2 separate regions of the Homo sapiens genome follow, and region 1 is linked to region 2. Evidence: chromatin contacts called from ENCODE Hi-C or POLR2A ChIA-PET data. All regions are on one chromosome and are shown on one strand. Each heading gives the region's core, a stretch centred on a gene start or an enhancer-like site at or near the end of the contact. The rest is flanking DNA. Distances are from core to core; before and after follow the strand shown. Region 1 overlaps MYO5A (myosin VA). Region 2 overlaps MYO5C (myosin VC).

Region 1 (3,792 bases), core at 426-2,925, 62 kb after region 2:
GAATTTTGTCAAAAATGTCTTAATTTTTTTGTGTGCGGCCTTGTCAGGATTTATGTTAAAATGACAGGCAGTATTTTTGTTCAATTTTCTTAAATCTCATCAGCTGTGCTTAAAAATTTATTATAGTCATGAGGATTATAATCACCATTATATAAGACTAAATGACAAGATAATGTAATTCTCTTTAATGGAAGATGGAAATGAAGTCATTATGGCAAAAGTTATTAGACTTGCTAATAAACAAAATAGAATAACATAATGTAGCTCTGTCTTTATTGGGGAGCTGGCCAGAAAACACTTTGTAGCTTCTCTTACAATTTCAGAGCTGGGTTGCTGTTGCAGGGTGAGACTTGATAATCCTTGAAGCACTCTCTCTTAAGGCAAACTCCAAATCAGGTAACTGAATAACCAAAAGCCCCACATATACCTGTGCTGAAGCCTTAAGGGAAGAGCCTAGGAGATGAAGATGGTGGCCTGAGAAAGCTCCGGGATGAAAGGAGAGAGAGGCAAGGGAGGGCCACTGGAAGAGACAAAGACTCCAAATGGTGACAGAGACAAACTACAAAGACATTGTAGGTTTCACAAAATAGCCAACCAAGTGGCAGCAGTCCTAAGACTGAGGTCAATAGACACACAATCAGCACTTAGCAACCAGGCAAATAGGGGCCAGCATAATATTGCGACAGGTGGCTCCACATTTCCATGCAGAGCTTATAGAGAAATATGCTCCACTATCTGAGAGGAAGGCATTATTGTCTTAAAATTCACTACACTTCAATGTAAGTCAGGATGGAAAATTTGAAAAGAACACTAACAGTTCCTGAGATTGAGTAACTACTAAGACTTTGATAGGAGAAATCATTTTTCCCTCCTCTTGGTGAATATTCTAGCTGTTTTAAAATAAAAAATTTGTGGCCCAGCACGGTGGCTCACACCTGTAATCCCAGCATTTTGGGAGGCCGAGACAGGTGGATCACCTGAGGTCAGGAGTTTGAGACCATCCTGGCCAACATGGTGAAACCCTGTCTCTACAAAAAATACAAAAATTAGCTGGGTGTGGTGGTGCATGCCTGTAATCCCAGCTACTTGGGAGGCTGAGGCAGGAGAATTGCTTCAACCCAGGAGGCAGAGGTTGCAGTGAGCCGAGATGGCGCCATTGCACTCCAGCCTGGGCAACAAGAGCAAAACTCCATCTCAAAAAAAAAAAAAAAAAAAAAAATTTGCAAAAAAATTATGTTACAATAATGAGGTTATGCTGAGGAGTATTGGGCATAAAATTAAGTGCAGCTTTTCTTAAAATATAGAGGGGGGATATTTTAAGAATTAGTAAAAGATCTATCAGACCTGTTCTTGTTGCCATAGGTACAAAAAGGTATTTTTCCAAAAATATATTTCTAAGAGCAATCAAACATTAGAAATCTTCATTATTATAATTTAATAATTTCTTATTGTATAATTAAAACACACACATAAGGAGAGGAAGCAGCTATCTCATCTTTGTGTATTTTTGCATCATCTCTTCACTCCCCCAAATAAGCAAGCTTCACAGTGGAAAAGGGTTTCCTATCAAGAATGTGAAGAACCTGTTGGCAGGGTACAGACAGGGAGCAATAATGAGATGTGGTGAAATCCAGCCAGGCAAGGGAAAGTGGCTCCGTGCCAGTTTCTCCCTTGCTGCTTGGCCACATGGCACCAGACATGAGATGCAAGAACTGAAAACAAGTCATCAGCTCTCCACAACCCTGGCAGGCCAGCTGGGCAGCAAAAAGACACTGTCGCAGGTGTTGGCATTTGCTCACCTGATCTGCATGCCTTTACTCCAGGAGCACATGTCCTTCCGCAGGAGAAGGTTGTTCAGGGTGATGGCCCCTATGATGTAGAACATCTGCTTGACCACCTGCTTGATCAGTTCAGGGTCCATGCCATGCTGACACATGACCGAGTGGAAGGAGTTGAGCTGCCGGAGGATGGAGTCCAGTGTGTAGGTGCCCTCATCGGCGATACTGGAGGTTCGCTTTCTCAACCCTGTGGGCTTCACCCCAGACACGCCCTGAATCGTTTCATGTTCCAGCATGCCTGAGACTGCAGGAGTATTTCAATTGTTAGAGGAGATGATGTGGAAGGGAACCTTTCATGTGCACATATCCATGTGCACAAACACATGCACATTCAACTTAGGAAAATTAGCTGGGCACGGTGGCTCACATCTGTAATCCCAGCACTTTGGGAGGCCGCCGAGGTGGGTGGATCACTGGAGGCCAGGAGTTCAAGACCAGCCTGGCCAACATAAGGAAACCCCGTCTCTATTGAAAATACAAAAATTAGCCAGGCGTGGTAGCGTGTGCCTGTAATCCCAGCTACTCAGAAGGCTGAGGCAGGACAATCACTTGAACTTGGGAGGCAAAGGCTGCAGTGAGCTGAGACCACATATCTGGGCTCCAGGCTGGGTGACAGAGAGAGACTCCATTTCAAAAAAGAAAAAAATGATCTGGGTGCCAAAATAGAGGGAAAAGGAACTTCACTACAAAAGGGCTTCCGGATTTTAAACTTTACTGAAGGAATAATTCTTAATTGCAAAAATTTACTATGAATCTAAGTAAACTTAATGGTGTCTTTTCTAAAATAAGAAGCGTTAAGAAGCAGTAGCCTTGTGATAGAACAAGTGTGTGTGTCTTGGGTGGGCTTTTGAGAGTGGTAGGTAGCAGTTCGGGTTAAGATAAGCATTCTCCATGTTATCTGAGCCCCAGAGGCAAAAACAGTAAGAAAAGCAGGGCACTGACAACCATCTTGGAGAAAACGTGGGAGAGGGGAGTGGTATGGGTCTGGAGAGCTGGGCCCTTCCTTATTCTGGGTTTCCCACAACAGCAGTGGGCCCTTGGGCTGACCTCCATCTCCCAGAATTCGTCTTCTCACCTGTGGCCCGGCTGCTTCCCTGTTGTGCTCTCTTAGCATTTGGCTTATGCCTCCCTTAGAATGTTTCTGAGATGTCCACTCCCTGACAGCAAGCCCCTTGAGAGCAAAGGCCACGTCTGGTTCATCTTGCTATTTAATTGTGCTAAACACAGATTCCCTAGAACCGGCATGTTTGTTGTTGCTGTTAAATGACTGGGAGATGGGGGTAAGGATTTAGATTGGGGCTTCTTTGAGGCGAACTTCTTATTCAGCCAATAGAAACAGGCAAAGCAATAGAAAAACTGGCTGAAGTTGACCTTGGTATCTGTGTTACCTCCTAAATTTTTGCCAACCTAGGGTGCTTTAATGACGTTTTAAGGGACATCTGAAGAAAACATTGCCATCTCCCATGGCTTCTTCAGCTTTTGATGTCTCAAATAGCTAGTTAACTGTGGCCTATGAAAGCAAAGGGAACACTATGAGCCCACAGAAGGGAAATGAAGAAGTTGTGGAAACATGGAAAATGCATGCATGGGGAAAGAAAGTGTAGCTGGAAGTAGCCTTAAGAGCCTGCTGATAGGCTGGGTGCAGGGGCTCACACCTGTAATCCCAGCACTTTGGGAGGCCGAGGTGAGTGGCTCACAAGGTCAGGAGATTGAGACCATCCTGGCTAACACGGTGAAACCCCGTCTCTACTAAAAATGCAAAAAATTAACTGGGCGTGGTGGCAGGCACCTGTAGTCCCAGCTACACGGGAGGCTGAGGCAGGAGAATGGCGTGAACCCGGGAGGCAGAGCTTGCAGTGAGCTGAGATCGCGCCACTGCACTCCAGCCTGGGCGACAGAGCGAGACTCTGTCTCAAAAAAAAAAAAAAGGGAGCCTGCTGATAATTTGCTGGAA
Region 2 (4,825 bases), core at 1,507-4,006:
TACCCAAAGCTTTCTGTGCTGACAATTGAAGATACTACCCCTCCTGGGAGGATCTACACATTGATGGATGACTCAGAAAAAGGAGAAGAGGAAAAAGGAAGAGAAGGAGGAGGAAGTGGAAGAGGAAGAAGAACAGGAGAGGAGAACAAAAGCAAAAAAAAAAAAATAGAATTACAGCCTCTGATTTGTGATTTTTGGCAAGACATCTGGTATAAGTGTCACTTTGAGGTTAAGGTGGACATGTTGGGGAGCAGCACGCCATTGCAGCCAGGGAACAGGGTAGCAGCCACAGAGAGTTTGACTTCAGGTGAGTTATACTGAATATGCACTTGGAATAAACCTCAGCTGTAGTTATTAATGTTAAACTTCCAGGAGAGCCTTGCAAATGCTAAAGAAATGAAATTTACAATGGAATGAAATTTAATGGTTATACATGAATTAATTCTGGGCCAAAAAAAAAAAAAGAAACTTCTACTGAGTAGGATTCAATGTTAGGTCTTCTCACAATATTAGACAGTTATTATTGACTCTTTTTAAATTGATACATAATAGTTGTACATAGTTTTGTGGTACATGTGATATTCTGACACATACATACAATGTGTAATGATGACTCATTTTTAAAACAAGGAAACAGAGGCTCAGAGAACCCAAGGTCCCAGAGGGAGGTGGTAGAGCTGAGATTCAAACCCAATTTAGTTTGAGCCAAAGCCCACACTCTCCAAGACGTCATGCTATGTTTTCCTCAGGGGTTCTGAGGGAGCATAAGACTGGACACTAACAAAGGTATAACCTTTCCTTGGAGTAACTGTTAGGGTATTAAAGTGTGATTTCTATTATGAACTGGAATCACCATTCTTCCCATAAACATGTAGCCAAAGTTTAGAATGTAAGCTAAAGGGAAAATGTGAGTTAGTAAAGCATTTTAGCTTTCATGGCTTTTCAGAAACAGAGCCAAATATAAATGTTAAGGAGGCAATTATAAAAAAAATATGAGAGTAGTTTCATGGTAGGGCCAATGTAGAAAGATGTTCAATCAACTTTTAATTTCATTGACTTCTGTTAGGAGCAGAAAGGCGTCAGTACTGTTGGGAATTCAAAAGTGAATTCAATAAAGTTCTTGCATCTAGGGAACTGATTTAAGAGGTTGAAATTGTATTCAATACACATAGCAATAATAAATGCCCAAACAGCCACAAGTAGCATTTACTCAACATTTTTTAAATTGTTTTATTCATCTTTCTACCTCAGCACTTAACTTGGTACCTGGTATACACAGTATACACTCAAAAACGTCTTTTGAATAAACAAATCTTCCCAGTGGAAAAAAAAAATTGGAATCCATCTCCTGTCTGTTTCCATGGGATGATACATTTGATCTTATTGTTAGTTAGGAAGGTACCATATATGTCTTGTTCTAAATTAAGGTTGGAGAAACTCATTCCCATAATCCATTGGCCATCTGCTGTTTAGTGCTGCATGTGCCGAGATAAGCACTGGGCTGAGAGAGACAAAGAATGCCAGTCCTGGCCTCTCCAGGTGACCAAGTCTATTTGGAAACTTGCATGCAAATGATGATAATTCCATGTGACAGGCCTGCGATAAGGAAGCACATAGGAAGAGGCCAGGAGGTATCGCAGGAGGCTCTCAGGGAAGCTGGATCTCAAAACACAAGCTGGAGTTGGCCACGTGAAGATAAAGCAATGGGGAAATAACAGGAGCACGTGGGTTAAGGCAGAGAAAGCAGCAAGTGCAAAGACAGAGAGGCTCGAAAGAAAGTGGAGGCCTCAGGCAACCAACTAAATAGTTTTGTCTGGCTGCACAGAGGGTCTGTATCCAAGAAGGGCAGTGAGGCTCACACATTGGCAGGTGATTCAAAAAAGATGAAATAGATGAGAGGGTGTGATTTCAAGATTTGGCCACAAGGTGGTGCAGTGACCCAGCGTGAGGCTCCTTGCATAAAAATTTGCAACCTCAAGAAAGAAGAATGCCTCTTTCCACGAACACACACACACACACACACACACACGCGCGCGCGCGCGGCTGAGAACTAGTCAAGAAGGCAGAAAGGTCACCTACCATGTTAAACTGTTGTTGCAGTTTTTCATTAGCGTAATTGATGCAAAATTGTTCAAAGCTGTTCACATCAAAGGTTTCAAAACTGAAATACAATTTAAACAAGTTAAAATATAACCTGAAGCAAGACATATGCATTTGTTTATAGATATTTTTTGACACTTAAAAGCTTAAACGTTTGCTATGTCTTCTACAAGTTTTAAATACCCCTCAAAGCTTCTGGTTTTAATGATATCCTAGTAGTCAGTTTATAAATAACCCTTTTCCTGGTTGTCCCCCGGAAGAAATCTGGTAGGTATAAAACACCTACCTCAAGCCAGGCATTAAAATAAGCATGTCACCATATGGTGTAGTCCGCACAACAACAGTGATATTGGCAATTATTATTCTGACTTTATAGGTCAGAAAATAAGCCCGAGAGGTTAAGAAACTTGCCAAAGGTCACACAGCTTGTGTCAGAACTTAGCTGCGAAGCTGCCTGACTGTGATGCCTGTGCCTCCAATGAGAAGGCAATGTGGTTTCCTATTCTCTCCTTGTCTGTTGAGGGGAGGAGCAGCACAACTGCAGCACAATTTTGCCTCCCTAAGGGGTGCTTTCATAGCTCCTAGAGGAAAAGGGCAAAGTCATTTCATATCCTACAGCCCAGCACACCCCATCAGGGACGAGACAGACATGGCTGGCTTCCATATTCAGACTTTCATCAGCTGCCTCTGCAGTTGCCTTGGAGTTGCAAGCTCAAGAACTGAGAGGAGCCCTTGGGGAGGCAGCTGCTACTCAGCTCCTGCCGGATGTAGCCATGGATGAATGCGGCCCAGGATGTTAGATTAATTGATTCTTAAGAAAAGTCAGAAAACTGGGACTTTTAAGTGAATAATCCCACTCTGCAAAACGTGGGCCGAACAAAACAGAGGCACCAAATTTACCACCTGGCCAGATGAGCTCCTGCTGGAAGGCAGCTTGCTGAGCACTTTTAAGGTGTCAGCATTTATGCACGTCACCTCCTATAACCCTAACACAGCCCTATGTGAAGGGCTCCTGTGACTCCACTGTCACACACGAGGGTCAGAGAAGGAGTGACCATGGTGAGGACCAACAGCCAGCAAGTGGTGCCAGAAATGCAATTCGACCCCAGTGCTTGGTGCCTCCAAAGCTTTGTTCTTAATCGCTCTAATCCTGAGAGGTTCCTGCCGGCTCCTATCACAGGTCCCCTGGGAGTCTCACTTGACTGAGCTGGTTTGGCTCAATCTGGAATTCCTGGGCAGGGTAAGAACCTGGACTGTCCTCTAGACAGCTCCAGGGTGATTCATAGCAGCTCTGACAGCCCCATTCCACACGCAGCCTTGGTGGCTCAGAGATTCGGAGGCTGGTCTGCTCATGGAAGCAAGGCCAGGGCTGGGCCTGGGGGAAGATTAAAAAGGGTCTCACTGAGCTCTGCAGCTCACAGCTGGGGCCAAGGGCAGGGCTTTCTAGAACCTGGCAAAATGTCAAACATCAATGCATTATTTTGGGGCACAAAAATCTGAAGTTTAGGACCCATGGAAAGACCTAGATCTGTGACTTAAAATGCTAGAGGCACATTGGCTATGAAAACACTTCACACTGGAACCATGCTTATGGTTTTCAAGGTACCTGCATAATTTCTTCCATCATATGTTCAAAATCACCCTGCAAGAGAGGCCCCATCTTGTAGATGCAGAAACTAAGGCTTGGAGAGGTTCTGTGACTTTCTTGAGGTCACGTAACTGGTATGCTACGGAGCTCATTCCCAGGGGTCTGACCCCCAGACCCAGGTTTTTCCAACTCTGGGTCCAAAGAACATAAATACACGACAGGCTGGGGAGTCACCAGCCTTCATTCACTCTCAGCTTAGACCTTGAAGCTCACAGCTTCAGCTTTACTGGCTTTCAAAGATGCTAAGTCTTCCTTTGAGGCTTCCTTATTTCCAAGTCAAAAAGAGCTTTCTCAAAAGTTGCAGGTATGCCTAGGCGAGGGTTAGCCTAGAAGCGAGGCTGCTGGAGGGGGCGGGAAAGGCTTGGCCCCAGGCTGCAGCCCTGCTGCCTAGAGGAAAGCTGATTTTTTTGGAGGCGTATCATGAACTCAAGGGTGGCAGCAAACAGGCTATTGTTAGAATTTTTGAGAGGAATCTTAAAATAATTTACTCTAACAAGTCTTTGTGTATTTATAAATACTCTTGTCTCAGGTTTTTCCACATAGCTGAAAAATTCAAATTCCTTATTACAGTGGTTCTGGATCCTGCCTGGGGGCCACCGTCCAGCTCACTACTCCTTGCACATGGCTGCCCTTGCTCTGTCCCCACCCTCTGCTAACCTCCAGCACACCTTCCTCCCTTCCCAGGACTCATCCTAACCTCTACTGCCGGCCTGCTGCCCTCACCAGTCTCAGTCCCACGGTGGCAGGAGCCGTACATCTATGCTGTTCAACCACTGCCTCCAACACAGTGCCTGGGACATAAACATCTGTTAGATAAAAATATGAAATAATGGCTGGGTGCAGTGGCTCACGCCTGTAATCCCAGCACTTTGGGAGGCCGAGATGGACAGATCACAAGGTCAGGAGATCGAGACCATCCTGGCTAATACGGTGAAACCCAGTCTCTACTAAAAATAAAAAAAATCAGCCGGGCGTAGTGGCAGGTGCCTGTAGTCCCAGCTACCCAGGAGGCTGAGACAGGAGAATCGCTTGAACCTGGGAGGCAGAGGTTGCAGTGAGCCGAGATGGTGCCACTGC

Evidence for each region. Hi-C counts contacts between places; a loop is a spot of excess contacts on that map. ChIA-PET counts read pairs that join two places held with the same protein, here RNA polymerase II (POLR2A). Pooled maps may share reads with other maps.
Region 1: a map of Right ventricle myocardium inferior shows a loop between it and region 2 (3-fold over the local background). The contact joins two enhancer-like sites. A Hi-C loop is called at or near these places in 12 of 168 maps with a recorded cell type or tissue (B cell, CD4-positive, alpha-beta T cell, GM12878 and 9 more), 23 of 37 single-sample maps with no recorded cell type and 17 of 50 pooled maps. POLR2A ChIA-PET finds 5 or more read pairs at or near these places in 14 of 52 experiments (CD4-positive, alpha-beta T cell, CD8-positive, alpha-beta memory T cell, IMR-90 and 11 more).

What each region holds. Positions count from the first base shown.
Region 1 is chr15:52,317,261-52,321,052 of GRCh38, forward strand. It overlaps MYO5A (myosin VA), which reads right to left. Exons shown (of 42, transcript NM_001382347.1): 39 at 1,800-2,082. Among named protein-coding and RNA genes, the nearest start is that of MYO5C, 23 kb to the left of the region's middle. Within about 2 kb of position 1,676, at least 2 of the 41 ENCODE cell types and tissues checked have a DNase peak (open chromatin) inside an H3K27ac peak, as active enhancers do.
Region 2 is chr15:52,254,560-52,259,384 of GRCh38, forward strand. MYO5C (myosin VC) reads right to left here. Exons shown (of 41, transcript NM_018728.4): 11 at 2,080-2,161. Among named protein-coding and RNA genes, the nearest start is that of MIR1266, 20 kb to the right of the region's middle. RefSeq lists an enhancer at 2,758-3,334. Within about 2 kb of position 2,757, at least 3 of the 41 ENCODE cell types and tissues checked have a DNase peak (open chromatin) inside an H3K27ac peak, as active enhancers do.